Linked DNA regions of Homo sapiens: regions 2, 3 and 4 are each linked to region 1. The links are chromatin loops, found by intact Hi-C in ENCODE. Cell type or tissue: chondrocyte. All regions are shown on one strand.

Evidence for each region. Peaks named below come from ENCODE experiments on the same cell type or tissue, not always from the same donor. Only the 100,000 strongest peaks of a DNase experiment are listed, where the experiment ranks them.
Region 2: a loop joins it to region 1, with 5 times the contacts of the local background. A loop is called at or near these places in 20 of 110 quality-filtered maps.
Region 3: a loop joins it to region 1, with 3 times the contacts of the local background. A loop is called at or near these places in 12 of 110 quality-filtered maps.
Region 4: a loop joins it to region 1, with 2.3 times the contacts of the local background. A loop is called at or near these places in 2 of 110 quality-filtered maps.

What each region holds. Positions count from the first base shown.
Region 1 is chr18:28,173,054-28,181,053 of GRCh38, reverse strand. CDH2 (cadherin 2) reads left to right here and starts at 3,924. Exons shown (of 16, transcript NM_001792.5): 1 at 3,924-4,091. The coding sequence starts at 4,032. In chondrocyte, CTCF peaks have their summits at 2,570 (motif pointing right), 3,443, 4,783, 5,510 and 1 weaker place; DNase peaks (open chromatin) are centred at 3,662, 3,928, 5,053, 5,123 and 3 weaker places.
Region 2 is chr18:27,602,239-27,610,238 of GRCh38, reverse strand. No RefSeq gene overlaps it. Among named protein-coding and RNA genes, the nearest start is that of CDH2-AS1, 320 kb to the left of the region's middle. RefSeq lists an enhancer at 4,680-4,974. In chondrocyte, CTCF peaks have their summits at 1,102, 1,305 (motif pointing right) and 4,817 (motif pointing left); no DNase peak of the experiment used is centred here.
Region 3 is chr18:27,681,305-27,689,304 of GRCh38, reverse strand. No RefSeq gene overlaps it. Among named protein-coding and RNA genes, the nearest start is that of CDH2-AS1, 240 kb to the left of the region's middle. In chondrocyte, CTCF peaks have their summits at 3,085 and 3,300 (motif pointing left); no DNase peak of the experiment used is centred here.
Region 4 is chr18:27,940,435-27,948,434 of GRCh38, reverse strand. The region is part of intron 1 of CDH2-AS1 (CDH2 antisense RNA 1); the gene reads right to left. It also overlaps a transcript of CDH2 not described here. Among named protein-coding and RNA genes, the nearest start is that of CDH2-AS1, 23 kb to the right of the region's middle. In chondrocyte, no CTCF peak of the experiment used is centred here; no DNase peak of the experiment used is centred here.

The DNA of each region.
Region 1 (8,000 bases):
GGATATTACCCAGGGAAAGTCAGCTTTAATGTACACTAAAGCTAATTATGGAGAAAATGTAATTTGAGGGGTACTTTCTAAGGGAGAGGGACAATCCTAGTTTGCTCTGAAGATGGGGAGAGGAGGAAGAGTGGAGAAGGGGGTCTTCATTCAACATTGGGAAGGACACTGCGCTAGGTGTCAGAGACAAAGACAAGTGTAGGGCCTGTCTTTGCGGTGTGTATCTATAGGGGGTAGGGAAGGGGAGGTGGGGGAGAGGAGGCTCTAGATTAGACTACTACTGCTGAGCATTTATGTCCAAAGCAAGAACCCTTGTACACAAACACCCACATGGTGAATTTGTACATTTAGCATCTCCTGCCTGACAAAACACACCAGAACAAAAATTATTACGATTTTCGAAATGAATGCTTAGAAACAAATCATGATCTCTACACACATATAAAAACTACACATATATAAAAATGAATGCTTAGAAATGAATCATCGTGACCTCTACATATATATAAAAACGGGCCATGTGTTCAGAGCACATCATTTAATCAGGTTTCCATAACGGTTTGCAGACCTCTTATAGTCAACAGGCATCACTCCATAGGTCAGAAATGAAGGATTAGGTTGATTTTTGATGTGTGAATGCAGTCATGTTTTATATTATTCTATATTTTTTTCTTGTCTCCATCCATCCAACCCCTAATAACACCTGGTTGTTTCTCTGGGTCACTGACAATCCCCTACATCCCTGGAGTTCTACAGGCTGATGGAAAACCAGTCTTCAGACAAGTAATGCTTTGAGCAGGGGCTAAAAATCTGCGAGTTTGGTCATCAGTTGCCCAGGACAGTGAATGGCCCCGTTAGCTAATCTTAGGTATGGTATTACTGAGGTAAAGCTGTGTTTGGATATCATAGTCAACACCAGATCTACTTTCATTAACATCAAATGGATGCACAAAGTCTCCAACAGCATGATTTTAGACTAGACTATTCCTTCTTGTAATCAGAGGCCTATTATTTATTATTAGCAAGATTTGGCTGACCAGGTGATCAACTTAAAGTGAGGCAAGATGCTAAAACAATTCACAACCACTGAAGAGTGAGAGGCATGCAAATTGGACTTTTAAAACATGCTGCAAGTGCTTACTTAAAGGATCAAAAACTGTTGGAATCAGAGAATTCCTTGACTGACAGCCATTCCAAAGGAGATTTTGAAATCATAAGTGCTTAATTTATAAAGGACATGTTTAAAGCTTCAAGTAAATACTACTAACAAGAAATAGAGTTATTCATGTTGAAATTTGTTCCACCTTTAAATTAATCAGAATGGCAATAAACATCAATGGGTACTGCTAGGAGTGATGAGGATACAGTCGAAACCCCACGACGAGGGTCGAAGCTTAAATCTTAGCCATGGAGATGAGATCTCTACATCTCACTCTGGAATACAACAAACATATCCCCATATCTCAACTGAATTTTTACTATTATTTTGCATGACTCCCAGAAAGCATAATTTATAAATACTCTATTGCAAAGATAACTTTTAGGCGGACTAGCAATAGTGTGACAATAATATCTAGCAAAAAAAGAAGAGAAAGGGTAAGAACAAGCACTTCTGATTACTATATTAAGTGTTTCATCTCATCTTTTAAATTTAATTAACATAACCTTTCTTATTCTTTTGAAAAGAAAGAAAATCCAGGAAAAATTTTGTTTCATAAAAAACTTACAATATTATGTTTTAATTAAAATTGAATAAGCCTCCCTATGAATATTAAATTTTTAAAAGCCTAGCCAGCAACAGTACATTATTAAAAGCTGTATCAGTTATGTCAAGAAATTAGTAGCTGGTTTTTAAAGGTTCATCATCAGATTCTTAAATGATCGGTATCTTGAAACTCAAATAAAGTTAATATTTCAGTCACCCAAAGCAGAAAAGCAAGCAATAAAGGCAGAAAATATTCATTAACTGCAATGAAGTTCACCGATCTCCCAAGTGTTGAAAAGCTTACATAAAACGGATATTTCTATTTACTTGTAAACCTTTCTTAAAAAAGGTTCCGGAAAATTTATTACCTCACCAGAATTAGAAAAAACAAAAACTGCTCCCCATCCCCCGCTCCATTCCACAAATGCTTGTGACTCAAACTTGTAAAGTCTCTCACTGTGTTGCACTTGAAGTTCATGCCTTAAAGGAAGCCAGCAGAAATCCTTTACGTGGTGAGAATTCTGTATCAGTCATTTTATCTTTTATATAATCCTATTTTCTCAAGTTCCGGCTTTTAGTTTCTCTCTTTTTTAAAAATTGTTGTTAGGGGTGGTAGGAGAGGGTAAAAGTACCCTGAAACTGTTGGCCCCAAATGTGAACAGTACCACTAACAGGTAGTAATAGAAATAGAAAACGGGAGATTTCAAATAAAATAACAAACATGCACTCTCAAACTCCCAGAGGGGACAAAAGAAAACAAAACAAGAACACAAAAACTTGGGCTGTTCCAGTACATCCTCAAGGGTGGGAGCTGAAGGTGCGAGCTCCAGAGAGGAGCCGCGGCCTCCGCCCTCCCCCGCCCGCAGGTGGCTCCCGGCGAGCGCCTCAGACAACAATAGCTAGGATGAGCTTGGCCTGCGTCCTTAGTTTGCTGTGTCTGCCCCTGCCAGGAAAGATTACCCATCTCCAAAGAATGACAAAATAAAGAAGCGTACGTTAGGCTCCCAAGGAGACACCGCCCCCCCTTCCCCACCATTCTTCATCTCCATTAGATTCCCTACCGCGGACCAAAGATGAACCTGCTACCAATCAAGTTCCTGCCCAAGTTATTTTATTTCCCGCAGCCCCTCCACCTGCCGGGGCGGTGCTCGGCGCACTCTAGGCTTCCCTCCGGCGACCCCCCGCGGGCTGCAGCAAAATACGGGGCGCTTCGGCGGGGCGGGGGCGGGCGGCTGCCGCGGATCCGGCCGGCTACAGCCGCAGCTTGGTGGCCTCCGATTGGCCACGACGCGGGCGGGGAGGCTCGGCGGAGGAGGGAGGCGGGGGCGAGGGCGGCGGCGGCGGCGGGAGGAATAGGAGAGGGGAGCGGGCCGCGCAGCCAGGCAGCGCGTGGGGCGAGCGCGGGGAGAGCGGCGGCGGCTCGCCCAGGTCGCGCAGCGGAGGCCGAGCGGGGTGCGCGGTCGGCGACGGAGGGCGGCGCGCGCGAGTGAGCGGCGCAGGGCGAGGACCGGCGGGCGGGTGCCGGTGCGCGGGCAGCAGGGGCGGCTGCGGCAGCAGCTGCGCGGGACGGAGCCGCGGCGGGAGAGACCGCGCCGGCCCCTCGCCTCACCCCCTTGCGGCCGAGGCCGGAGAACAGTCTCCAACTCGCCGGGGGACCGGAAAGAGGAGCCGAGAAGCGCCCCTCGGCCCCCACGCAGCGGAGGCGCGGAGTGGCGGGACTGCTGCTCTTTGTGGGTGCAGCACGCACGACCCGGAGCGCCCTCCCCGCGGCGCTGTCCCCGGCGTCTTCGTCGCGCCGAGCGGCCCTGGAGCGGGGACCCGGAGGAAGCAAAACCACGAGCCCGAAACCTCGCGTGGCGGAGCTCTTGGGGAGCGCCATCCGCTCCACTTCCACCTCCACATCCTCCACCGGCCAAGGTCCCCGCCGCTGCATCCCTCGCGGCTTCCGCTGCGCTCCGGGCCGGAGCCGAGCCGCCTGCGCTGCCACAGCAGCCGCCTCCACACACTCGCAGACGCTCACACGCTCTCCCTCCCTGTTCCCCCGCCCCCTCCCCAGCTCCTTGATCTCTGGGTCTGTTTTATTACTCCTGGTGCGAGTCCCGCGGACTCCGCGGCCCGCTATTTGTCATCAGCTCGCTCTCCATTGGCGGGGAGCGGAGAGCAGCGAAGAAGGGGGTGGGGAGGGGAGGGGAAGGGAAGGGGGTGGAAACTGCCTGGAGCCGTTTCTCCGCGCCGCTGTTGGTGCTGCCGCTGCCTCCTCCTCCTCCGCCGCCGCCGCCGCCGCCGCCGCCTCCTCCGGCTCTTCGCTCGGCCCCTCTCCGCCTCCATGTGCCGGATAGCGGGAGCGCTGCGGACCCTGCTGCCGCTGCTGGCGGCCCTGCTTCAGGTACGCGGCGGTCCCCGCGGGCCGGGCCACGGGCGGGGTGGGGCGGGCGGCGCCGGGTCCCTTTGTTCCCCGCGCCGCTGCGGGGCCGGGCTGCGCACCCGGGAAGGGAGGTGCCACGCCGCGCCGCGCCGCGCCGCGCGGCCGGTAGCTGCGCAGGCATCGGGCTCCGTCCGGGCGCCGGGGCAGGGTTGCCGGGGCCAGTAGGTCTCTCGCGCCTTTCCTGGCGGGGCTCTAGGGGCTGGATTGCGGGTCCCCTCTGCTCCTTCTTCGGGGCCGAGCAAGCTCGCGGGGGGTGTCCCCAGGCAGCAGGAGGGTGAGGCAGGATAACTCCCAGGTTTTGCAGTTTTCTGTGCCTTTCGCCCCTCGCATAGTACTTTGCTCCAATTTTTTTGTTTATTTCTGCAGGGATGGGTCGCGAGTTTACAGTAGGAATTCTCACTCTGGTGTCTTAGTTACGGGACTTGCCTCCACCTTACCCCACCCTGCACCCGTGCGCCTCCCGGTGCTCAAGGGCTCTACTGTCCTATTGTCTTTATCCCAGTCTGGAGTTGCCTCCTTTTCTTCTTCTCTTGCCCTCACAATATTCTGTGTTCGTCCCACCTGGAAAGAAAATCTGGCCCTCTTGCCCGGAGGAGTCTCTGCCGGTCAGCGCCTGCCTGTAGAACGAGTCTGGCCTCTCACGCCTAGTATCTCCCCCGGGCGAGAAGTTCCGTTACGCGGCTGCTCCTTTCTCTGTCCGGCTGCCTGTGCCCTATATGCGCCCCGGGGGCGCCTTTGCCTGGAGCCTTCCGTACTTTTCATACCCTCGGGAGAGAGCCAGCGAGCCTTTTCATTTAATCTCTACTAAGAGGCTCCTCCGCGGCAGGAAGCACCTGCTCCAGTCCGGGCGCAGGTTCCCTCGCCACTGCACGCTGCGGGTTCCCAGCCCGGGGGCAGCCCAACTTTCCGCCGCCTCCAACCCGAGGATGCCCCCAGGCTCCTCCCGACCAGCCAGCCCAGGCCTGGAGGCCACTTCACACAGCCTCGGCCGGGACCCTCTAGCTGGGCGGGTGCAGTGCCCTGGTCCCAAGTCGGTCTCCGCCTGCCGTGGGGTCCCTCGAAGGTTGCGGGAAAGGGGCGTGCCCACCCTCGCCGCGGGGCAGGAAAATCCACGGAGGGTCCCCCTGCCTGTCGCCCTCGGGGCAAGGGGAGAGGTGCTCTACTGCCAGCTGGCAGCCCCGAAAAGTGCGGACGCAGCTCGGAAGTGCCTGCTCCGGGGGTGGAGACAGGTGGTGTGGATTACCCCGCTCCGTGGTCTTCACGGGTCAGGGCCTGGCGCGCTCCGGCCCGCCGGGGGGTGAGTGCTGCTGGGGCGGGGGCAGGGGCTGGACGGGGCTGGCCTCCGCAGTCTCTCGCGCTTTCTCCCGCAACCCCTAGACGGTCGTGGGCCGCCGCCGCGCGGAGCCCTGTCCATGGTGCGCCATGGTGCGGCACGCCTGTCCCTGCCCGGCTCCACGCTCTCCTCCCGGGTCGTGCTCTCTCACTTTGTCTCTCCCCACCCCTGCCTCCCAGGCCAGGGTCCCAGCGTTCCTTTTCCCTTTCTTGGATTTCTTCTTTTGTTCTTTAGTCTCCTACCGGTCTTTCTCCCTTCCCCCACTCGCCATCCGCCACTCGGCTCTCTCCTGACTCGGGGATTTCAGAACTATTAGACTAGACATTTTTGGCCTTTGCAGTTTTGGAGAGTGGATGGAATTCCTTCTAACTTGGGGGAGGAGACCTGCCAGTCACTTGCTAACAAAAGTACCTCCTGTTATAAAACCGCCCTTTATTCTCCCAGCGCACACTCCTCATTCTTTGACCTCCTGTCACTTCATTTATTGTTTCTTCTTTAAAAATGGGGTTTATTAAAGAGGTTAGGCTGAAGGAGGAAGAAGGAAAAAAGTCCTGCTTCTAAAGTATTTGAAGTTAAATGGAAGGCAAGACAAACTTAAAGACTCCTGTGTATTAGGATTTTTTTTTAACAAAGGAGATGTGATACATTTTTTACAAATCTTACTTTAAAAACACTAATTTTTGGACAGCATTGGGTCGTCTTATTTACAGACAGTAAATCCTCAGTGTGAATCCAGCAGCAGATGGTTATTTTCACAAACTTTTTCATCTAAAAGTGAGTTTTAATTGAATACTGTGCAGCGAAGTTAGGACACGAAGAGACATTTGTTGGTCATGAATACTGTGGGAAATCTATGTGTGTTACAAGTGGAGCACTCTCATTTTCTGTTTTAGTCATCTGCCTTGAAGTCAGGTGTGAATTTTCTGTCAGTTTTTTCTTAAGTGTTTCTAAAAATATCGTTTATAAGCATTAAATAATGTGCTTTTCCATTGTATGTTCTTTCTCAGTTTCTTCTATACCAATGTTGACTTTTTTAAACCTTCAGGAAAGGAGAAATTATAACTTTCTCATCAAGTTATTTGGCAGTCCTCTAATTCATGAGTACAAGTCAAGCAGTAACATTGAATGATTTGAAAGGTCATTAGGAGTGGAAGCAGAGCAGTTTACGCAACATGAGTTTTAGGGTTAAGTGCACCATGTGGATTGTACAACTGAGATTAGAAATGACTTTGTGCTAATGGTCTGCTTTACACGCCCGAACAACAAAGCTCTATCTGCAAGGTGAAAGTGGCTGTCCTGCAGTCAGCTGCTATTAACAGTCTAGGTTTTTTTTTTCTTTTTTTTTTAAATTCCAGACTAAGCAGCCGATAGTTTTAGAAAAGAGAATATGTAGGTTATTAGTGCAGATACGGAGCACCCTTGTTTTTTTACAAGCTAAATATAATTGAATATTCAAAGGACTCTGTGCCTTGAATTGTTAACTGAAGTGTCTGTGTACCTTATTTTACTTAGAGAAATTACTAGTTTAGTTAGTCTTGTTATGTAGATTTACATAATTCTAGTCAATCTTGCATGTTATGATGTTCAACATCAAGATTTTCTTTAGTCTTATTTTAAGATGTTAGCCTTTTTTATATTAAAAAATCCGAATTTGAGCATTCAGCTTACCTGATAAAAGTATAAAATATTATATCACAAAGTTATAACTAGCTTTCCTTTTAAATAATACAAGTGACTTTCAAATCTTTACATAGGTTTATTGTTAAGAAAAAAAATCAATGTTGCTTTTACCATTGACCTAGTTAATTAATATATTAGAAACCTGTGTTGTTTTTCTAGTTCACATCTTAATTGCATAACCCCATTGTTCTAATTTAAATACGTTTGTATGGGTTATGGGGCATCTAGGACAGTATTTTAATGTTCATAGAAATTCATTTCTAAGACTTAACAGATCCTGGTTTCAACCCTGCGTGAGGACCTTGGAAAAACGATGGATAAACCTTATGTGTTTTTCACCTATTAGGTACAGATTTTAAAGAAATTAATATTCAACATATGAAGTATACATAAAAAGAAGCAGCTTTGTTCTAGAATGTGGCAAGGATTCAGCAGTGATTTTAAGTGTAAATCGTGTTTATTCTCAGTATTTATTTGATTTTCATGTGCTTTTGAAACATAAGTTCTTGTGAAAATAAGAAGAGTTAACTTGGTGTTCAGAGTTTACTTACTAGACACAGTTATGTATATTTCTTTGCTTTTCTTAACTTGAGGCATGCGGTCATTACTAATAGGTGAAAGGTTACAAACATACTAGGTGTAATTTGAAAAACAGTATTTTATGTATCCTCACTTGTTTTTAAAACACTATATATTAAACCATAGGTACTTTCTGACTTTTATACTTTCATCAAAGTCTGCCCTAACCTTCTAAAAGTTCAGACTGAGATTTTACAAGGAAATACTTTTTAGATATTTCTTGCTTTTTACATGTAGAGACTAAAATCTTTCTGGAGCAGATTATTTTCATGATGGTA
Region 2 (8,000 bases), 570 kb after region 1:
TTTATGTTGTAAGTTCAAAATTATTTTGGTTCTCATAGTACTGTATTAGCATTGCCCAACAAAGCCAGTGTCTCCATTTTTGAAACACTTTCTTCACTTTGATTCTGAACTACTGTTTTCTTTTGATTCCCCTCTTTCCTTCCCAACATTCTCTACTGGTTCCACCTTATCTTCCAGATTCCAAATATTTGAACGCCTGAGGGTTCAAGCCTCCAAGTCTTCTCTTCCTACTCTCACTTTTTTGTTAATTTCATCCATTCCCATCGGAATAAATCCCCTATGTAAGTTCATGATTCCCATATTTATAACTCTGGCCTCAACTTTATTCCCAAACTCCAGACATATTTGTGCAATTATCTGCTTAATATTTCACTTGGATGTCTAGTAGGCCAATGACATGTTTAAGTGTGAGCTCTGCCTCAAATTTAACCTGCCCAACCTGCTGTGTAGTCTTCCTGATTTTTAATTTGCTCACATCTCATACCAAACAAGACAACTTTTAACCCACCTCGCTGCTACTTTGCTAAACGAAGCCAAGTTATTATCCCATTTATACCATTGCAATGCCTGCTATCTTGTCTCTCTACTTCCATCTTTGTCCCCTTTGGTCTTTTCTCACATAAGGGCCAGAGTGATACTTTTAAACATATGTGAGAACATATCATTTCTCTGTTCAAAATCCCCAATGCCTTTTCATATGACAGTAAACCCCAAATTCTTACCATGGCCCAAAGGCCTTCTATGGTCTTGCTTCTCTATGCCTCTCAGAGCATGATCATCTGTTATCATCCTCCATCCCTCAGCTCTGACCACACTGGCTCCCTTGCTGTATCTAGAACATGCCAAGTATGTTGTGGTTTAGGGCCTTTGTACTTTTTCTCTCTACTCAGAAACCTTTTTTCTTATATCCTTATTATTTTTCCTTCACTTCTTTCAGGTCTATCCTCAAATATCAGTTTATCAAAGAAGTCTTTCATGGCAACTTCATGTAAGTAACACTCCTCATCATTTTGTATCTCCTTGTCTTACTTCATAGTATTTTTCATCTTAGAAACATTACATATTTAACTTCAAAATACAGTGTTAGAATGTAATTTATCTGCTTTTATTTGTCAATGATTTCCTTAGACCTAGTTGAGTACTTGGTATCTACTAGGAACAATAAACATATACTGAGTGGACAAAATGCTGACATTGTGCATATAGAACTATGTAAGCAAGATAAAAAGCAAAACAAAACATAGGGAGCTCATCAAAATTTCTGACAAAACTACTCAGAATGACTGACAGTGGCCATTTATTTCAATAACCTGCAGAGGGCAGCACATGGCATTTTACATCATACTTTGTTCACAAAGAACCAGTAATAGTAATTAAACTGGTTTTTGTTTTTGTTTTTGTTTTTGTTTTTTTCTGACACAGAGACTCACTCTGTCACCAGGCTGGAATGCAATGGCACGATATTGGCTCACTGCAACCTCCGCCTCCCCGGTTCAAGCAATTCTCCTGCCTCAGCCTCCCAAGTAGCTGAGACTACAGGCGCCTGCCACCACACCGGGCTAATTCTGTATTTTCAGTAGAGACGGAGTTTCACCATGTTGGTCAGGCTGGTCATGAACTCCTGACCTCAAGTGATCCACCTGCCTCAGCCTCCTAAAGTGTTGGGATTACAGGCGTGAGCCACTGAGCCCAGCCCTGTAATTAAACTTTTATCAAGGGCAGTGACTCCACAAGGAAAATTAAACACCCAAAAAACAGAAGAGGTTTAAATGAGGTGGACTGGAAAACCAAAAGGAACTTAGTGACCAAATCAATGTCACTATTTGATCCTGGCCTCTGATCAACATGTACCTGCCAGCTGATCCCACAGAGATCATTAGAACAGTGTTTGCCTCGCTCTCACTCACTCTCATAAATGCTAGTGATGGTCATGCACTGTCTGAGAGGTGGGGGAGTTTATAGCTGAGAATTTGTTCTTATTACAAATAGAATGGAATGAACCTGACAGATTAACTGGACCAGTGGGTTTCAACCTTTCTTTCTCCATGGCAGGATACCTGCCCGGTAACATTTACATGAGCTACTTACTCATATCACTCCTAGAATTTGTTGCGTAGGTAAAATAGTCTATGGATTTTGTGCTATTCCCTATCACTACCTAAATGTCTCTCACCCAGAATCATTTCCTCCCATCCATTTACATATTCACAATATAAGTATGTGAACTATTTTCTTGAAAAACTCTGTTATTTCATGGTAAAGTATCACATTGATCCCAAACTTGGACAAAGATGGCACACAAAAAGAGAAACACCTAAGCAATCTTAATTTTGACTATGCATGCACAAACCTTAAATAAAATAACAGTGAACAGGATTCAGCACCAGTACATTAAAAGTAATAATCTTCACCAAGTGGAACTTATTCTAGAAAATCCATTATTACAATTATCCATTCATATGATATTAATTTTTCAGATTAAAAGACAAATTCCCAATTCTAGGCATGTCTGTATTGAAACACTAGAAATAAAGTTGGACTCTAGCTCAAAAACAACGTAAACCAAAACATTTTTAGTAATAAAATCTGTGAGACTTATACAAGATTGAGAAATTAGAGTATACTTTTATTAATATTTGATTTCATATCTATAAAATATTATGTTAAATCTAGTGATCAAATATTCTTTTTTAAAAGTGGAAAATAGAGTAAGATAAACAACATCAAAAAGCATTGTGAGCGATATAAATATGTATATTTACATATGTATATGTGAAAGGCAAGAATTCTAACTCTTTAGTTCCTACCAGGTCCTCGAAACTGCAGCAGTGCTATCTTATCTCACCTTCGCAAGATATCCCTGAAGTTTTATGGCCCATATTGTACAGATGAAGAAACAAGTTCAAAGAAATAAAGTAATAGGTATTGTCCATTGTTAAGCTAAAGAAGTTAAATTGAAGAGGTTATGAGAAATAGTGCAGTAATAAACTGCTCTTTCTCTATTTCTTTTCCTTTTTCTTTTCTTTCTTTCTTTCTTTTTTCTTTTTCTTTCTTTCTTTTTTTTTTTTTTTTTGAAATAGGGTCTCATTCTGTCACCCAGGCTTTGAGGGCAGTGGTGCAGTCTTGGCTCACTGGAGGTTTGACCTCATGGGCTGAAGGGATTCTCCCACGTCAGCCTCCCCAGTAGCTGGAACTACAGGTGCATGTCACTATGCCTGGCTAATTTTTGTATTCTTTGTTTCTTTGTTTGTTTGTAGAGATGGGGTTTCACCACGTTTTCCAGGGTGATCTCAAATTCCTGGGCTCAAGTTATCAGCCTCCCTTGACCTCACAAGCTGTTGGGATTATAGGCTTGAGCCATCACACCTGGCCTGTAAACTGCCATTTCTTTGCCTAGTTTCTTACAGCTTAACTGCAGAAACCCCAAGGCCCTCAGTAGCTTCTGCTTGTTGATTCAATGCTAAGGCCTCTCTTTGCTGCAGTTGTCTAAACCCTCCACACCTTGTGCCCAGAACTACTCTTTGCTGGGCCTCCCGGACTTCATTGGTGCTCCTGGATTATTTCTGGCTATGACACCTTTGATTCTTAGCTCATCTTCTGCTATATACTGAGTGTTTGTGTCCCCCCGAAATTCATATGTTGAAACCTAATCTGCAATGTGATGATATTTGGAAGCAGGGCCTTTAAGAAGTGTTTAGGTTATGAGGACAGAGCCCTCATGAATGAAATTCAGAGAATTCCCTTGCCCCTCTGCTATGTGAAGACCCAGCAAAAAGATGGCTGTCTATGAACCAGAAGAGTAGGTCCTTACTAACCACTGAATCTGTCAGCACCTTGATCTTGGACTTCCCAGACTCTAGAACCATGAGAAATAAATTTCTATTGTTTATAAGCCACCCACTTTATAGTACTCTGTTATCTGGCTGTTATCTAAGCCAGAAGGAACTAAGACACTTTCAAATTCCAGATTTGACACGTAGTGGGTATGTGAAATTGGCCCAGGACAGGACCTTGCATAAATTAATCTTCTTTCCCATTTTAGGAGCCCTCCTGATCTCTGAAAAGCCCCAGCCACTCCTCTGACCCATGTTTCCCCAGCCTGCCAGCCACTACCCTAGACACATATAGAGGCTCTGGGAGGTTGTAACAGGGGCCAGGCCCATCCTCCCCTCTGCCTCTTGAGTGGTCCTCTGCCTGCTTCCAGTGTGAGCTCCAGGCAGAAATATGGGGCTCACTTGGCAGATTGATTCAAGGATGGTTCTGGATAGGCACTTTTTGGTTCTGCCATGACATGTTGCAAGACAAAATGTGCATGACAGACATTTGTAGATATTGTTTGTTTGCCCCACATGGGAAGAAACAGACAAGGGGCAAGACAATAATAAAACATCAAACTGATGCAAATGTTCTTATTCAATCTTACATTAACCCATGAGGTAGATCTTATTATCTGTGTTTTAAAAGTAAGAACAAGGAGGACTGGAAAGATTAAGTAACTTGACCAAGGCACACAGCTAGTAGTAGTATATTCTAGATGTACAAACCTATTCTGTCTGGTCCTAAAGCCTATGTGGTCTTTCCACTCTGCTGCACTGTCCCTCAAGGCGAATATCTAATCACAGTTTGAAAAGTGTGCTGGAAGCCGGTAAAATGATGTTAACACAAAATTTTTAAAAGAATAAGCATTTTCGAGGGGACTTTTGGTTGAAGTGGTAGAATCCTGGGATCTCTGTTGCCAGAACACTTATTCCAAGCTCCGGCTGCTGAAGTGTGACTAGCACAACCTTGCTTCCCTGGTTAATGAAGTGTGTGCTGCCCTCTACTGGCCTAGAGAAAGTGGTACATCAAGCTTTGTGTTGGCTCAATGTGATTCTAAAACAGGAATGTGAAGATTCAATTATCCTGCTGAATGTGAGGTTTGCAGTGGGGTCTGGATTATTTCTATGGTATTTCCTACCAGAATAAACCTATGAACTTCTGTTCCCCGCTTTGTTAATCTTATCTGCCTCTACCATGCCTGTTAATGTACTTAATGTTTAGCAGAGGCAGCTAGAAAAAAAAGGCCATGTCTGTACACATGCAAATGCAAGAGATTAGGAATTGGCACATATGCCAGGATCAAGAAAGCACTAGTCCCTGTTGTTTGTTCTTAATATTGCCCTAATACAAATGACTGATACATAAACTTTTGAATTCATTATTGTTTCCTGTGTATATAAAACAAACTATTGATTCTCAATAGGCCAACTCTAAAATTCAGCCATTAATATAATCATTCATTCATTAAACAAAGATTATTAAAGATTATTGTGTGCCACCATGCTAATAGTGGGGCAGGTATAAATGAGAATAAGCTAGCTCACAACTTAGCGGTGGAGTCGGGCATGTCAACAAATAATTGCAATATAGTTTAGATAATGCTGTGATGTTTACAAAGTGTTGTGGTATCTCGGAAAGAATGACTCACTTTTGCCTGGTGTGACAAGGAAAGCTTTACAGAGGAGGATATGCTTACCCTTCAAGATGAGAAAGAGTTTACATGACTGAGAAAAAGAGAAGGGCATTTCAAATTGAGGAAATCTTGGCGCAAAGCCATGGAGGTAGGGGGCTATGGAAGCAACCTGGAGCACTCAGTTCCATAAGCTGATCATGAATATTCAGGGAGTGCTGTGAGTTAACTCTAAGACAATAAAGAGAGCAGAGTTAGGAAGGGGCTAACTGCTCTGCATAAGTCTGGATTATATATTATGTATATTACATATATACAGAAAGTGTGAAAAACCATTGAAGGGTAATGTTTTAAATCCATGAAACGTGTTTTGTTTCTATCTTATCCAATGTAAAGTGAATATATTGTAGAATTTGACTACTAAGGGGAAACTAACCAAAAATCAATTGATTGAAAAATACAAATTTTACTCTAGAAAATGCATGTCCAATGTGATATTTCCTGAAATGTTTTGGTTTGTGATCAAATTAAATGGATGACTACCAAATTTCACTTAACAGTGTATTAGGTAACCACATACTGGCTCTTCAATGTAAGGCGAATTAGACAGCAAGGAATTTTTCAAGTGTCTCAATAAAATAAATAAAACAAACTTCTTCCTCTAATACCCACCATACACTCTCCTCTTCAAAACATATGAAATTCTCCACTATGCTTTGTTGATGTAAAACAAATTTCCTGGTTACGCTTTATCTACTTTACCCTAGTTCCATTTCTTAAAATGAATTTTACTCTTGTATTAAAGTAACCTTTAACATAAAAATGCAAAAATATTGAAAAGTAGCTTATAAAATATTCCTTTATACCCAGCTCTTAAAGATTCCCACTTTTAAGTATGTGAGTATGTATTTGCAGACCAGAAAGACAGTTAAACATTGCTTCTCATGGTTTTCCAGGCTACATGTTTTACACAAAGATTTTTAAATATCTCATCATTATGAGTTCATATGGTTTCTGACTCCAGTAGCTCTAGTCAGAAGTGAATTTGGTATTCAGATGAACCTTCCATGGTCATTGTAATTCATTGTAATAAAACAATTATTAACAGAAGTTTAAGACAATACTGCCATTCCCACTCTGGTATGGTTACTGCTTTATTTTCTTCATCATCAATTAATATTCTATTTATAGGGAACCAGTAAAGTTACTGTAGAAAGTCTGCCATGATATAACATATAGCTACCGAGTTCTTTAAAATTAGTTTTACCTGAACTTGTATAGCAACTTTTTGATTGTGCAACAATATCATACTAAGTGCTGGAGTATGGGAAAAGTGATGTGAAAAAAAAAAGCCTCTTGTATGAACCAAATAATTTACTCAAATTTTATGAGCAGTAGATTCCTCTCCAAGGCCTTTTTTCTAGAATTATTTCTTGCTTTCTGCATTTCTAGAATTTTTGACATTATTCATACAAACATACTTACATTTTATGAATATATTATTTAAGAACAATATTAATTATAAAGTCACTTTGGGATAATCATAACCTACTCTTTTATATGCTGGAAATGAAACAAAAACAGCCACAAACATGCCAAAGAGTGATGTGCCTTAATTCCTTTGCATTTCTCTCCTTAAAGATCCATTAGCAGTTCCAGATCCAATATGCTTCTGCTTTTTAAAGGCACTGCTCCTCGATGCTGTTGATGTAGTTGAGCAGCTGTCTGGGGAAGTTGACCTAGTAGTCAAATGGCTCTACTATTAAGAAATTTGCTTAGTGAAAGGCTAGTCTTTAAAATATCACCTTTCCACAGATGGGAGCATGCCTCTGTTTCCATAGCAGACAGGTCTCAGTGGGAGCAAGCTCATAATTCATTTAAAAACAGACGCTAAGCTGGAAATTCAAATGTGAAGGACTACCAGGTGTCACCTGCTCTCGGTGTTGGGTGGAGCTGTTTCATCTTTTCCCTAAAGCACATTTCTCCAACCGCATAACTTGGTTAGAGTAAAATAGGCTGCAGCATTTCCTTCTTATGCATTGGGTAAGCATTAGTGTTCCCTGAGATCAGCTTACCCCTGAGGCCAGCCAAGCTGTGTTGGCTTCTCACATGGTGATTTTGAATAACCTTAGTGGTCCTCTGAATGTGGCTGCAGACCCTCTGGCCATTTTTATTTTTCTGATATAGATACATTTTCAATTTATCATTTGTATGTAAGGCCATCTGCTGTTTTCCTTGAGATTTGAGAAAGTCAAAAGCTAGATATTTGGAAGAGCTGTTATTTGCCCCCTCCAGATCCATCTCCCCCTGTCCCTGCCCTGCTTGCTGTCTGGGAGGGTGACTCCTGTGGATTGCATCCATCAGTTTTCCTTGTCTTCTGCTTGTCTGATAGATTTGGGGGTGGAAGAGTCAGACAAAGAACTGGCAGAAAGAGAAGTTCTGGTACTTATTCTTTAGTTCCTCTGCCTGGCCATGGGATGGTAGTGGCTGTATTGCGCAATGAAGGTCATGGATCCCATCATGGTAGCCCTCTCCTAGGGCTAGAAATCTT
Region 3 (8,000 bases), 490 kb after region 1:
ACAAAAATTACATGGCAATTTTTCTTATAAACATAGACACAAAAATTCCAAGGAAAAGATTAGTAAATCAATTGAATCTGGTATGTATAAAAATGATAATAACAATGAAGATGGGTTAGCCCTAGTAACAAAAGTTTGGCTTAATATTTGAAAATCAATTACTGTAATGCTCCGTTAACTGAATAAAGAAGAAAAATCAGATGATTAATTCAATTCAGAAAAGGCATTTAATAAAATGTTATATTTGCTTATGATTAAAACTCTTGGAAAGTAACCAGTAAATAAATAGAACTTTTCTAATCTGATAAAGAATACCCATGAAAATTCTAAAGAATACCCATGAAAATTCTCAATGGCATTTGATATTTCATTATCAAACGTAATAATGAAATACTGAAAGCTTTCCTCTTGAACTCAAAAACAGAACAAGATTGCCAATATAACCACTTCAATTCAACATTATTTTGGAGATTTGTCATTGCATAAAGCAGATAAAATAAATAAATAAATAAATAAATAAATAAATAAATAAATAAAAATAAATAGTATGAGAATTGGATAGGAAGACTTAAAACTCATAATTGTTATGTATAAAACCCAAAATATTCTACCAATAAACTATTAGGACCAATAAGTCAATTTAGCAAGGCCATTAGATGCAAGGTCAATAGTATTTCTGTACAAAGCAAGAAACAACTAAAAATAAAATAGAAAAACATATTATTTAAAATAGCATAAAAGTATTAAATAACTAGGAATAAATCAATAGAATATATTTTTATAAATGCCTGTAGACAGAAATCTATGAAACATTACCTAGAGAAATCAGGAACAAAATAAATATATTGTAAGACTCAATGTATTAAATATATTAATTTTCTTTGAATTTATTATTAAATCAAATGTAACCCCAGTTAGATTACAAAAAGCATGCTTTTTTGAAATGGACAATCTAATTTTAAAAAATATATAAAAACTAAAAAAGTCCAAATGAGTAAGGACAGTCTTTAAGAAGAATAAAGTTGGTAGACTTACACTACTAAATCTGGAGACCTACTATAAAGGTATTACAATTAAAACAAACTGAAATTCATTCAAAGATAAACAAGTAGATTAGTAAAACAGAATAGAGTCCAAAAACAGACTCACATGTGTGGTGAACTATTTATAGGAAAGGAGACACTGCAATGTAGTTGAGAAAAGATGGTCTATTAAATAAATGGTTCTGAACCATAAAAATATATGTTTGGTAGAAAATATTGAGTCCTATCTTATACCATGTAGAAAAGTCAGTTCCATGAAAGTTGAAAAACGTTTCAATCTCTCATTAAAGACATGAAAATTAAAACCATGAAGGCAATATTAAGTACAGGAGAGAAACTGGCCCTCTCATATATTACTGGAATGGAGGGAGTCTAAATTTATACCACCACTTTGGAAAACTGTTTGGTAGTATTGGCTACAAATACCTTATTATCTTTATTACTTTGTTCTGTAGTAAACTTTTAAAATAGTCATCAAGTAGGTTGGCATTTGTTAGGTTATTTTCTGGATGCTTTATGGTTTTATTTTTCCCTGAATGGGGTCCTTGTTTTTATTCTTTGAACTGAATTGTCTAATTATTGTGCTATAAAAAGCTTGCTTTTCTATGTTGATCTTGTTTCTTGCCATGTGTATTTAAGTAGGAATTCTTAGCATCTAAATTAGCATAGCTTTTATCTTCTATATAGTTTTCCACATTACTTTTTCTTGTGTTATTGCTTTGGCAAGCATCTTTACTTCACTAAAATTACTGAATATTAGTAATGGTTGCCAAAATATCTTGTGTCTGATGTTTTTAATAAGATACATTAAAATGTATCTCATTTAATCATTTTAACATTGAAAATGATAAAAATGATGTTTTTATAGGTTTCTGGTAACTACTATTTATCAGGTTAAAAAGTTTTTTTTCCATTCTTAATTTTTAAGAGCTTACATTAAGCTCTTTATATATCCCTTTGTTTATTTTAAAATATATCCCTTTGTTCTATTTAAAAATAGTGTGTGTGTGTGCACGTGTGTTTGCATCAGTGTTCATATACTATATATTTTTTGTCCTTCTCATTAGTTTATTTTAGGACACAGACAATGCTAGGTTTTAAAATCAACTGAGAAGCCCTCCCTCTTTTTCTGTTCTCTAATTCAGAACATGGCTTTTCCTTAATGGTTTTGAAAAATCCGCAAAATCATTTGGATTCATTCTTTCTTAGAAGTATACCTTGTCAGGCTTTGCCTATCTACGTAAAATGTTTTCTTAGGTTTACAAAATTTTTGAGTCAGTTTTGGTATGGTTTTCAAATGTATTGTTATATATGTTTTATATATTTTTAATACGGTAAATCCCCTCTTTATGTGCAGTTAAAGGATATTATTGGTAATACTATTGATATATTTTGTTTTCTCTTATTGATGAGACTTAAGTTTTTCTTTTTAACAATTTTGTAGTCTTTTCAAAGATCCAGAATTTGGTTTTAGTGATCCAGTCGATGATGTTTTTTCTGTTACACTACTCTTTCCCAAATTTAACTATATTTATTTTTAATTCTGTCAGATTCTATGTGCTTTCTAAAGTGATGCATTGTCCTTGTCTATATGGTTCCAATTGGAATAGTTTCAATGCACTGGTAACCAGATAAGATCTTTTATTATTCTGCTTAACTTATCTTAAAATATATTCTGTTTAAAAGGATGCAAAATCCCAAATGTAACTATGGCTGGAGATCCTTTTATTCAGCCTCCAAAAGCATTATATCTCTCACTAGACCCAACCCCATAAAATCAAGTAGAAACTTTTACTAATGGAGGGCCTCTATTATTTGTTTCTTCTATCTTCTTTTCAATAGAGAAACAGAAGGGCTACTTAGCGAAATCCAGTATTCTATTGTACACAGAGGTTGTCCAGCCTTGGTCAGAATTACAACTGTTTTACTCCCATTTATTGTTTGACATTCTAAATATCCTTTGATAATTGTACCTCAAAAGACTCAAAACTGCAAATAATTTTCCATGTCTATAACTATAATGCAAGCATTTCATGTGCTATTTGCATGTCTTCTTGACCCTTTCACCAAATTTGAATGGCTTTGAATAAATGAACTCCAAAATGTAGAGTATTTTACTTGAGAAACAATCCTTCCAACATATTTGCTCATTCAGCTGTCACAAGAAGTGAAGAGCGTGAATACTTTTTGAAAACAATGTTTCAAAAGATTCACTCAGACATAAAGCATGCTATGCATTTCTCCCCCTGGTGGCCAAAAGTGCCATAAGCCACTGCCCAATAAAAAATGGAAAAAAAAAATCCTTTTTGACTGGCTGACATTTTACTTTCATCAGGAAATAAAGGAGATGTCCCTATAACTGCCAATAGCACTGCTCAAATTGCAAGGCAGGCATCTACTTCTGCAAGAAACAAAATTGCCAGTTTCTTGATAGTTTCAAGTCTCAGAGAAAATGTGGGTCTAAAGTCTGCAGTTATTCTATTGCTCATTTCCTGATGTACAGCTTTCAGTGACAGAGGACTGACTTGCAACAAAGAGAGATTTTTGGGAAAGTGAAAGGCATGGTATACTGATAATTATGTTTATAGACAACTTATATACAACACTTTAAATGTAAACGTTTACTTATATACTTAGATGTTTTGCCTTCTTTTTTATCTCTATGTTTGCATTAAACTCAATCCAACCTCAGATCAATTTTGTAGAGCTAAATTAGGCAGATTGGGATGCTCGTTTCCACCTGCTCTAAACAGACACATTAGTTATATGTTGCAAAAATAAACTACCATTTTCTCTTCTGATCTCTTCAAATCTCTGTGATTGCTAAAGTTGAGCTGTTTTCACATATGGAGGAAAAAGGCAACACCCTCTCTGCTCTGCAAACTGCCATTCATTTTAGGAAAATAACGGCCTGTTGGCTGGAGATCCAGCTGCTTGTCATGTTAGACCATGTGGCGTCTGCTGCTGAGTCCAGCTGTACAGCCAAGATCAGTGCCCTAAGGACTGAGCACAAAAATGCTGTGATCCCTGGTGGTGACACGGTCTCTGCTAACAAGCCTCTAGACATTCAAGATGAAATGTCATCACCCCAGTACAGCTATCACAGAGAATGAAACAAAGCATCTAAAGACCTTTAATAGCATCAGAGTCTGAGAAATAAGTGAAGCATCCCAGGTTTAGTTCCCCGATCTACGGAGCTGATGTCAATTATGTGAGTAACTGTGACCCTTTCTCTGTTACCTTTATCCCCAATACTCAGAGATGAAATGTTAACTTGTAATAATAGGTTTTCCCATGATTAAGCTTAAAGCATTTTTGGATCTTACTGCTAGTTATCATTCATTATTCAATAAGTAATTATTAAATATCTGTGTATGAGTTCCTCTGCTCAAAGTTTAGGTAGGCAAAGAAATTGAGAGTCAAGTTTCCTACCTTTATGGAATGGCAGGAAAGAATCATTCAATTTTTACTTCAGGCCCCCAATCCTACTGTTTTGGCTGAATTCTTTAATCTCAGTCTTTCTTGGGGTTCCTTTATCTTTCTGTGGTGGCCTCAGGATGTGTGGAGATGAGCTTGGTAAAGGGCCCCATCTTGTCTTTTTGTTAACTGCCCACACAGGTTTATCTGAAATGTTCATTGTACTGGTTAACATAGCTATTCATTGGCTCTTTGCTGTTGGGAGTACTAGAACTATTTCTTCAAGTCTGCCTGAGGCACCAACTTCCAAAATTTATTTCCTCTATCGGGTCTTGTCATCTCCCTGGAGAAGCTTCTGGGCATCCCACCGCATTACCCTTCCTAGAGAAATCTGTCTAGATTGATGTGGGTATTCCCACTCTCCTTTACTTCTGGGCAAGTCATTTTCTTTGTGACCGAAATTTTCTGTCTCATTGCCTCTAGCCAAGACATTTTGGCCAAGGCATTTGGTCTGTACCCTGAATCCTCCCCTTCTAGAGATGTAGCCTTATGAAAGACTGAAAAGTAAAGAAATTTAATAGGCTGTTTTGGCTTTTAGCTACAGTATGACTTTTCTGAGGTATGCTTGTGTAGGAGGGGGTGGGAATGAATGGAAGAGGGAAAAAACAAAGAAAAAACAGTGAAAAGTATCAAGTTGTTGGAAAGATGTGGAACAACCCCTGCTCTCAAACACTGCAGTGTAAATAAGTACAATCATTTAGAATAACTATTTGACCCAGTTTGCTAATGCTGAACATAAACATATCCTATGACCAGCAATTCCACCCCAAGGTTCCACTCAATCTAATTACACACACAATAGAAACGTATACATATGATCATCAAAAGAAATTTACTATAATGTTTATAGGAGCACTCTGTAGTAACCCCAAACTGGAAATTACCAAGTATCTATCTATAGTAACACGGATAGATACATTGTGGTATAGTAATATAATAAATACTATATAGCATTGGATATCAATAATCTATGACTAGATGCAAAAATATGGATAAATTTCATACAAAAAAATGTTCAGTGAAAGAAGCCAGGCACAAAAGAGTACATAATGTATGCTTTCAATTACATAAACTTTAAAAACAGGCAACAGCGGTCTTTGCTGTTGGTGATCAGAACAATAGCTATCTTTGGACATTTAGTTACTAGAGGAGGGTGTGAGGTGGGCTTCTAGAGGACTAGTGATGTTCTGATTTTTGATTAGGGTATTGGTTACACAAATGAGCTGTATACTTATATATTCAATTTTCTAGTACACCTATTGTACTGGGTTGAATAGTATCTTTCTTTCCAAAGCACAAAGCCACCTGGAACCTCTGAATATGCCCTTATCTGGAAATAGGGTCTTTGAAGATAGAATCAAGTTAGAATGAGGTCATACTCGATTAGGGTGAACCCTATTCTAATGACTTGTGTCTTTATAAGAAGAAGAAAATTTAGACACAGAAAAACCCATAGAGGGGAGAAAGCCATCTGAGGATGAAAGCAGACATTGAAATGATGCATCTGAGAAAGGGAATGCCAAAGATGGCCAGCAACTGCCGTAAGCTAGAGGGGAGTCATAGAACATATTCTTCTTCAGCCTCCAGAAGGACCCAAGCTAGCTGAAACTTTGATTTCAGACATTGGAACTCCAGAAATCTAAGACAATAAACTACTATTATTTTAGGATACTTAGTTTAAGGCAATTTGTTACTGCAGCCCTAGGAAACTAATACATCTTATCTACAATTCTTGGCTTAGGTTGTAAAAGAGAAGCTTTTAGATTGAGTATAGTTCAAAGAATTTGGGGAAGATTTAGAATCCAGTAAGTAGTCAACAAATAACACTTGACTATGATTTAATCCTTTAAAGTGGGGGTCCCCAACCCCCAGGCCTGCAGACCAGTACCAGTCTGTGGCTTGTTAGGAACTGGGTGGCACAGCACTAGGTGAGTGAGGGTGAGTGAGCATTACCACCTGAGCTCCACCTCCTGACAGATCAGCAGCAGCATTAGCTCCTCAGAGGAGGATGAGCCCTGTTGTGAACTGAGCATGTGAGGGATCTAGGTTGCATGCTCCTTAAGAGATTCTAACTAACGTTTAATGATCTGAGGTGGAACAGTTTTATCCCAAAACCACCCCACCACACACCCCCTGGTCCATGGAAAATCATCTTTCACAAAACTGGTCCCTGGTGCCAAAAAGGTTGGGGATCACTACTTTAAAGCTCTATTAAACTAGCTTTGATCTTTAAACAAACGATAAGAGCCAGGATCGTTCTGTGACTACTTCTACAAGTAATGCTACCTAGAGAAGTTTCTATAAGCCAAGCATTGTCAAGGCATTAGTAAGTTGGGATGTTTTCCTGTAGCTCAATTCCTTTGTTGGAATAGATAACACTCAAGCTCCAGCTCCTTTGAAAAGGACAAGTCACATGTGCCATTAGTTGTTTTCTATCTTTGTCAGGGGTGAAAGCACAGTCACTAGAAAATTACATTATCCTGCCTATGAATATGGGTGGACATTTTTAGTGTCCAGTATTTTTTAGGCACTATATATAATGTGTGACCATAAGCATTGAGTGTGTTTTAAAAACATGCCAGGACTGATATATGCAAGAGTGCCATCCATCAAAATGGTTACTTTTGCACCACACACCTCACCATAACTTCCATCACTCAAAATGTACTGGAACTCCTCTTGTGGAATTTTCTTCAAATCTAGTTAATGAACCACACAAGAAAATCGGCCTCGTAAATTTATAGTCACCCATAATTTTGACCATTAAGGATGTCATCTTGCTCGATGGATCATACCCATGTCATTCATCAGAACTGACTTTGAATAACTTTTGACCATTTTCTTCAGTAAAACCCACCATCCATGGAGAAAAATATTTGCCTCAAATGAGCACATTCAAAAGAATAATAGCTTTCAAAAATCCTTTCAAAAGGATGCTGAGCACAATGCCTTGCAGATGGTTGTCACCCAATAAATATTTGTGAAATAGCTTTGAATGCATTGTGTAGGTTCTGAAGATGGTATTAAAAATTCCCTGAAATTGAAAAAAAAGGATATTACAAGTAAGTAGATTTCCAATATGTATCGTAGGCAGGAAATGTGTTTCGATTTTAACTATGTATTTAAATTGTAATCCATGTTGAAAATATGTAGTATGACTATTGGCACATCAATACGAGACATCTTAACCTTTAGAAGGTATGATTTTATTCATTTACAAATTATATACAAGGAACATGCATGCAACTATACTTATGATTAGGTTTTACTTTTGTTTACTTTTTATTTTCTTGGATGATGGATAGCATAGCGGAACATGATTTCACATACATTTATTTTTTGTTCCATTTTGTTGTTTGGCACCGTCTATTCCTTTTTTGTCAAACCATAACTGTGAATCTAGAGGTTACATTTGTAAAAGCAGCAGGAAAGCGGTTAAACAGACTGAAACAAAGACTAAAGTCACTAGCACTGGGATAG
Region 4 (8,000 bases), 230 kb after region 1:
GTATTGTTCCCATTATTTTGCATTTATCTCTTTAATCCACCTAGAAATGATTTTGTGTGATGCAGAAATCTAACTTTCTAAAACATTTCTAGATAAAGGTCTGTTTTCCAAACACTACTTGTTAAAAACTTCAGTCTAAACCCAACCATGTGGAATGCATTCTTTGCCATATACACACTTATATCACATACACTTATATCACTTATATCTGTTTTCCAAACACCACTTGTTAAAAACTTCAATATAAACCCAACCATGTGGAATGCATTCTTTACCGTATACACACTTATATCAAAGTTATATCACTTATATCTGTTTTCCAAACACCGCTTGTTAAAAACTTCAGTATAAACCCAACCATGTGGAATGCATTCTTTACCGTATACACACTTATATCAAAGTTATATCACTTATATCTGTTTTCCAAACACCGCTTGTTAAAAACTTCAATATAAACCCAACCATGTGGAATGCATTCTTTACCGTATACACACTTATATCAAAGTTATATCACTTATATCTGTTTTCCAAACACTACTTGTTAAAAACTTCAATATAAACCCAACCATGTGGAATGCATTCTTTACCGTATACACACTTATATCACATACACTTATATCACATATACTTACATCACATATACTTATATCACATATACTTATATCACATATACTTACATCATATACACTTATATCACATATGCTTACATCACATACTTATATCACATATACTTACATCATATACACTTATATCACATATACTTATATCACATATACTTATATCACATACTTACATCACAGTTGTCATATAAGCATGTGTTTGTTTCCGGATCTTCTATTCCATTGACCTTTAAATTCCTGTACAATACTCAATTTTTACACTAAATTATCAGTTCTGAAGAAGCCTCTTAAAATTTCTTACGTTCTTTTTTTCGCATTTTCTCTTGTGCATAAATTGTAGAATTATTTTGTGAAGTTCCATAACAAATTTTATTCAAAATTTGATTGAATTGTGAAAAGCTAACAGTTTCATTTACTATTCTATCCAATACTATAATATTCTCACTTTTCACATTGTATATACTTTCATGGAATTTCACTAAACATCTCATTTTATTACACTCTAATAATTTTCATTGCTATTATGAGTGGGCTCTACTTTTTATAGCATTTTTTCTAGTGATACTTTACTGCTCTGTTGGAGATTTATCAACTTTTATTTCTCCTGTTACTGTCTTATTTTACTGTTGTATTACTTTTAATAGCTTTTTGGCGATTCTCTTGGATTTTCCTGACAAACAATCATAACGGCAATTAATGACAGTTTTTTCCCTTTTCCAAGATGAATAGTATTTTTTTTTTCTGTACCATTAGTAGCAGTGATCATTACAAGCATTGTTTTATTATTCCTGACTATAATAGGAAGGCTTTGTATGTTTCACGATTATGCATAGCATTTAGTATAGATACCAGTTTATACTTCACTTACCTTGAAATTTTGTATGTACATGTTGAATTTTATAACACTTTCTTCATCTACATAGATGATTGTGTATTAGCCCATTAATAAGAGTGAATTACATCATTAATGCCATTAGATTTTCTAATATTGAATTGAACTTTCCTGGAATAAACCTACTTGGTCATAATGTTATTCTTTTAATGGGTTGATATATTTTATTTGCTGCTATATTACTCAGGAATTTTAAGTTATATGTGGTTATCTTATACTTTGTTTTTTCAATATTTTGCTCAACGTTAGTCTTAGGCTTATGCTAGCCTACAATAAGTAATTAGGAAGATTGCCATTTTTCCTATGCTCTGGATTATATACATCACAATGAACTCTCCATTAAAAATGCTCAAATTCTCCTACAATTTTATCATTTTGGGGATAGGTTTTCTTCAGTAGGAATAGGTATAATTCTGATATTGCACTTATTTTTGAACATGTTTCACAATTTACATTTTCCTGAAAAGTCTCTTGCAGAATCTAGCTTTTAAAAAATGTATCAATAGAAAATTCCATACAGTATTATCTTCATAAAATCTGTATCATACCTTAGGTTATGTTTTCTTTCTCCCTTTTTTCTTTTTTACTTTTTTCTTCATCAGGGTAGTCAAATATTATTATTCTATTAAGAGAACCAGCTTTATATTTATCGATACAGAATATTTATTCATTTGGTTATTGGGTACACATTTCTCCAAGCCTATTAATTTGTTTTTCAGATACTAATGTTTTACTTCCATTTGGTTTATCAGTTCTTGAAAGGGATTTATTAACATTTCCCATGAGCTTTTTGGATGTATTTCCAGACCATGATGATATGTGCTTAAAACTTGGATTGTAACTTTTACCAGTCCTTGCTCAGTAACTTTCAGTACCTTCAGTTCTAAATTCCACATTATTCCATATTAATATAGCCATACCTGCTTTCTTTTGCTGATTTTTTGTTTGTTTAGCCAAATATGTGTGTGATTTTAGTCTGATGTAGCATGTCCATCTCTTCATTGTTAATAACTTGAATAATTTTTCCTTCTACATTTTAAACAACATGTATGTCCTAAAACTTTCATTTCAATGCCATTTTCAAACAGACACTGTAACAGTGGATTGGTAAAACATCAGTCCAGACAATGATTTGATTTTTGCAGTTTACCTCCTTTTAAGCCAATAACAATCCTGCATTTTGAGTTGTGACCTCAATAAACTAGGCTCTCACTGGTTGTTCCCACAGCTCTTCAGGGTATCTCCAGGTCACCAGCGTGTTAATGGACCCTGATGGTATTAAAAAGAAGAGACATTCAACAACCAGGCTCCTTTTCCCTCTCATGTTTACCGCATTGTAGCTTTATGTTTTGATTTAAAAGTTTTTTCCTTACTGGGGGGAGAAAGTATCATTTTTCATATTCAAAGGAAAAGTTGGAAGACTAACTCATAAGGAAAACTGGAAGACCTTAGAGTTCATGTGATCCTGAACTGTCACTTTTTTGACTCATACAAGATGACTTTGAGATCATACAAATATAAACTACCTGACAGTTATTATCACCATATCCTTAGCAACAACAAGCAAACAGCAAAAAAAAAAAAAAAAAAAAAAAAAAATCTTCCTTCCTGGAAAGTATCAGTTGATTGACCCCCATTATGAAAGGACTCAGAGGGGAGAAAGCAAGAGCACTTCTCTTTTTTTTCATGCAGCAAATTCAGTCTTACGGGTCTTGCTTTTTCATTGATCGTCAGTACTTCTGTAAGGTTTGTAGTAAGAACTCACACATCACCATTTTTTCTGCTTCTTAGCCTAATTAAGCACTGGGTGGGTGGAAAAAGATGATGCTACAGCAGCTAAAACAAGTTTGAGAGAGATTATTTGTATATTTAAAGCAATTCCAGTACCTTCAATTTCTAGTACAACAAATGGATATGCTAACGATAGGTACAACTTAAAATCTGAGAATATATATTTTATGATTGTTTTAGCAAAAACTAAGCCTACATGAGAATTACAGTTTTTTTAGACAGGGTCTTGCTGTGGCACCCAATCTGGAGTGCGGTGGCATGATCATAGCTCACTGCAGCCGCCTCAAACTTCTTGGGCTCAAGACATCCTCATACCTCAGGCTCCTGAGTAGCTGGGACTAGGGTGTGCCTGGCCTTTTTTTTTTTTTTTTTTTTTTAGAAAGGAAGTCTCACTATGTTGCCAAAGCTGGTCTTGAACTCCTAGCCTGAAGTGATCCTCCACTTCAGCCTCTCAAATCACTGGGATTACATGCAACATGAGCCACCACACCTGACCTGATATTTTAAGTGCCCACTCTTGGATGAGGAGGCAGAAGGAGGAGAAGAGGTGAAGCCTGTTGATTAGAACATGTTTGTGAATCAGAAACATGATGGGAGACAGACATCCTTTGAGGTATTCTGTTACTGTAAGCCAACATATATTTGATATATTAGATTCATTTAATCAGGTTTTAAACTTTGGACATGCTGACCTCGAGTAATTCAAAAAAGTATTCATATATTCAGGAATTCAGGAATTAATGGCTAACTTAATTATGAAATGGATGTCAGCTTCTACAGTAATTTACTTGATCTTTCTCTGCAACTAAGGAACATTGAATAAAAAACTGCAAGTTTAAGAATGTTGACCTTTATCTTGTAGGTTAATACATATATATTTATCAGTGACAGCTTATTTTTCTAGTTTCTACTTTGTGAGAAAGGTAGTTTGCATATTGAAATTTTAGAGTTTGCTGCTTTTTTCTAATAGTTTTTTATTATATATGGTAAAGACATTTTGTTAACATCCGTGGTCAGCAGCAAAACATTGAATGAGAATATTTTTATTTTCATTTTAAATCGCTTTTATATTCAGAGGCTGATACTATTGTAATAATTTTTTTGTTTCATTTTCTCCTGTTTTATCTCCATCTTAATCTTTAGGTATCTAAAAAAGCATCAACCACCACAGACTGACGGAAATGTTTTCCTTTTGTCCCACAGTTTTTTCACCTGGAATACCTAGTTTCATACCACTGCACTAGTAACTCTGCAACCTTTGGAATAAATAAAACTAAATCAAAGCCTCATCTCTTCAGGCCTCATGTGAACAATATAAATTAAAGTGGACCTCTTTTGTGGTTGTAGAAAACATGGCCTCAGAGACTGCGTTGAACCAAAACTATGGCCAGTCTTGTGTAAACCCCTACACAGAAACCCATCCAACAACATGGATGGATTTTATTAATACTGAGTTCTTTCCAGGTGCATAGATACTGGGCTGTGGACTTGGCATATTAATTCATTTAATATTTATAGTAATTACTTCATCACGTCTTATAGACTCATCATTACTTCCCACATTTTAACAATTCTAAGATCAAGAAGCTGCATACAGTTAATAGCGTTACCCCAGCAAGGTGCTGTAGTTGTGTGAAAACTTTACGTTGATGCTTTTTGGTAACATCAGTAAAGCACTAGCATCAGAGTGTCTGAGTCTATGAAATACATATTAAGGTATATAAGGTCACTTTTATTTTTCCTGATTTCTTGAGATGGAGAAGCTCTATTAGGAGAAGTTATGTGGCTTGTCCACTGACACTGAGCTAGTCAGTGGCAGAGCCATGATTTATTAAGCCCAACTGTCTAGCTCCAGAGCTCACACTTACTTATCTCTAGAAGACACTGAGTGAAAAGACAGAGGGCTGAGTGAATAAAAGAAAGAGTGGCTCTTTTGCATAGTACCACGTGTGTATTAGTTGAACCACATAGGATCGCCATTTTGGGGTGTTCAGATAGTCAAATATTTATATACCTAAATTAAATCTTTAATTTAGTTCATTCTAAACTCTACGAATGAATCACATAATTTACAAGGAACCATAATACCCTGTGAAACACAAGCATAGAAGTGTGGGTGTGTGGTGGGGAAGGAGATGAATGGGAGACCTCAGGACAAGAGGAAACTTTTAGAAAACATAATGGTTTATTATACTCACTAAGTTCCTTGACTGCTTGCACCAAGACTGACACATTCCTAGCGTTCTTACTCATCAGTCTCTCCAGGGCCTAGAAAGCTGCCAGGCGCACTCACACAGCCACTATGGACAATCTCGTTCATACACAAAACAAGACCTACCTACCATCTCTGGCCGACATGTTTCATTTTCCAGTTGTAAGCTGAACAATTTTGGAAATCAAAGTAACATTTCCGGGCTCTGGGGGAACATGTAGTCTGCTAGCAGAAACTCATTTTCTTCTCCACTAAGAAAGATGAATCTTTTCTTCTGTTTCTTTATGCAGCATAGCTTGGATAAAAAACATTTGTTTTTCTAATATACTAACTCTTGGCCTTCCAGAGCACTGCAACATCCTCAAGTGCCTTGAGAAGAAATTAAACATGGCCAGAGGTACAGACTGGTATGATTCTCCCTAGGTTCAAATCCCACCTGTGCCCTTTAATGGCTGCATAACTTCAGATAATTTGTTCATTCTCTCTGTGTCCTTGTCTGTGGAATAGGGGACACCTGGAGCATTGTAACCACACCATTACAAGTTAGCTATTGTTATCTATTATTAGGAAGACATGTTCATGTTTATCTACCTACCTATAATTGTTACACTATAGCCTTTTATAATTTACAAAGAAAGAAAATGTTTCACTCTCAAAAAGCTTTTTAAGTTTCAGGTTATTCTCATATTTTTTCAAACATTATTTGAAAAGACTTCAGACAGAACTTCCATAAGAACTTTGTAATTCTAACATACATATTCTTTTTGCCCTTCCAGTATACACACTTATGTGGGTAAGAGAGTTTATCCTACCTCATAAAAAATAAAAAATCTAAGTTTTCTGCATTCCAGGTTTTGAACTTTTTACCATTATTAAAAGCAGCATTAAATATGTTTTATATAATTTATTTGGCCCTTATAGTCAAGTTTATGGAAGTAGAATTGTACTTGATTTCTGGTCCCAGTTTCCAGAATGCTTCAGCACCTGTTAACTTTGTTTCCTTAATTGCCAGCTCTGGAAGAATATCCAAGTACATCCAGGAAACTTGGAAACACAGAAATTCTGAAAATCGATTAAATTGCCTGGAAGTGATAGATCCTAAAGAGATCAAACTTTATTACTCTGGAGATTTTCCTTGTGGACTTTGGCATAAAAAGTGCAGATTTAATAACTCAGCTATGTTAGCAGAACCATCTATTTTAGCCTGGCTCACCTAATTCTATATCTACTTTCTAATATTTCCCTTCTTAATAGTATCATTCCTCTTAAACCCTTTGGCTGCATGTATAGGAATCTTTCAGAAATTAGGTCATCATGCAACATTAAACTTTAATAACTGGATATACAGGGCATAGAAGCAAATATATCTAATTGCTTTCGTTAATCAGAATCACATTCTTTACAAGAACTTAATACCAGTATCATCAAGTTTATGAAATCATTTAGCACAACTGAAGAATGTGAAATGAGACCATTGATGTGAAGGTATTTTATAAACTGGAAAAGGCTGTATAAATGTTAGGTTTTAAATATTAAATCAATAACTTGGAAAAATGGCATATGTATCATAAAAAAGGTGGGACTTGGCCAGGTACGGTGGCTCACACCTGTAATCCCAGCACTTTAGGAGGCCGAGACGGGCGGATCACGAGGTCAGGAGATCAAGACCATCCTGGCTAACACGGTGAAACCCCGTCTCTACTAAAAATACAAAAAATTAGCTGGGCGTGGTGGCGGGTGCCTGTAGTCCCAGCTGCTCGGGAGGCTGAGGCAGGAGAATGGCGTGAACCCGGGAGGCAGAGCTTGCAGTGAGCCAAGACAGCACCACTGCACTCCAGCCTGGGCGACAGAGCGAGACTCCTTCTCAAAAAAAAAAAAAAAAAAAAGGTGCTACTTAGATTGAAACCTCAGCTATGTATGTATGTATCTCTCCTACAAACTAAAAGCCAATACTTAGCTATCTCAGAATGTACTGATGGCACAACCCAGAGAAACAGGTCAGAGATGGAGCTATTCATTTGTTCTTTTGTTCCAGGATATGTTTGCTTGTTGATTTTGTTTTTCTTGCAGTTGCAATAATTTATTGTAATTATGACTTCTTAATGGTGAGACAAAATTATTAAATGGTGTGACAAACTGCTATTTTGTCCTTTGAAGGATACTGTCTTTTACTGTTTTTGCATGTTAAATTGATTCTTCTATTGTCAAACCTTATTTCTCACGTGACTAGTCCTCTAGGAAAGATGCAATATGTGAATAAATCATGTAGTGACCTTGAAGAATGGAGGAACTATAATGGGAGCCAAGGAGACTGAAGTCACTCATTAGTCTCAGGGTGGAAAAAACATGGCTCCTCAAATGAGCATAAAACAAAACTATTGTCCAAATAAAGCACAAGAAAAAGCTCCAAAGAGTTGGCAAGGGTTCTTTACAATAAGAGGCATCCAGGAAGGTGGAAGGACTTGATGGATAATGGTTGAGCTTA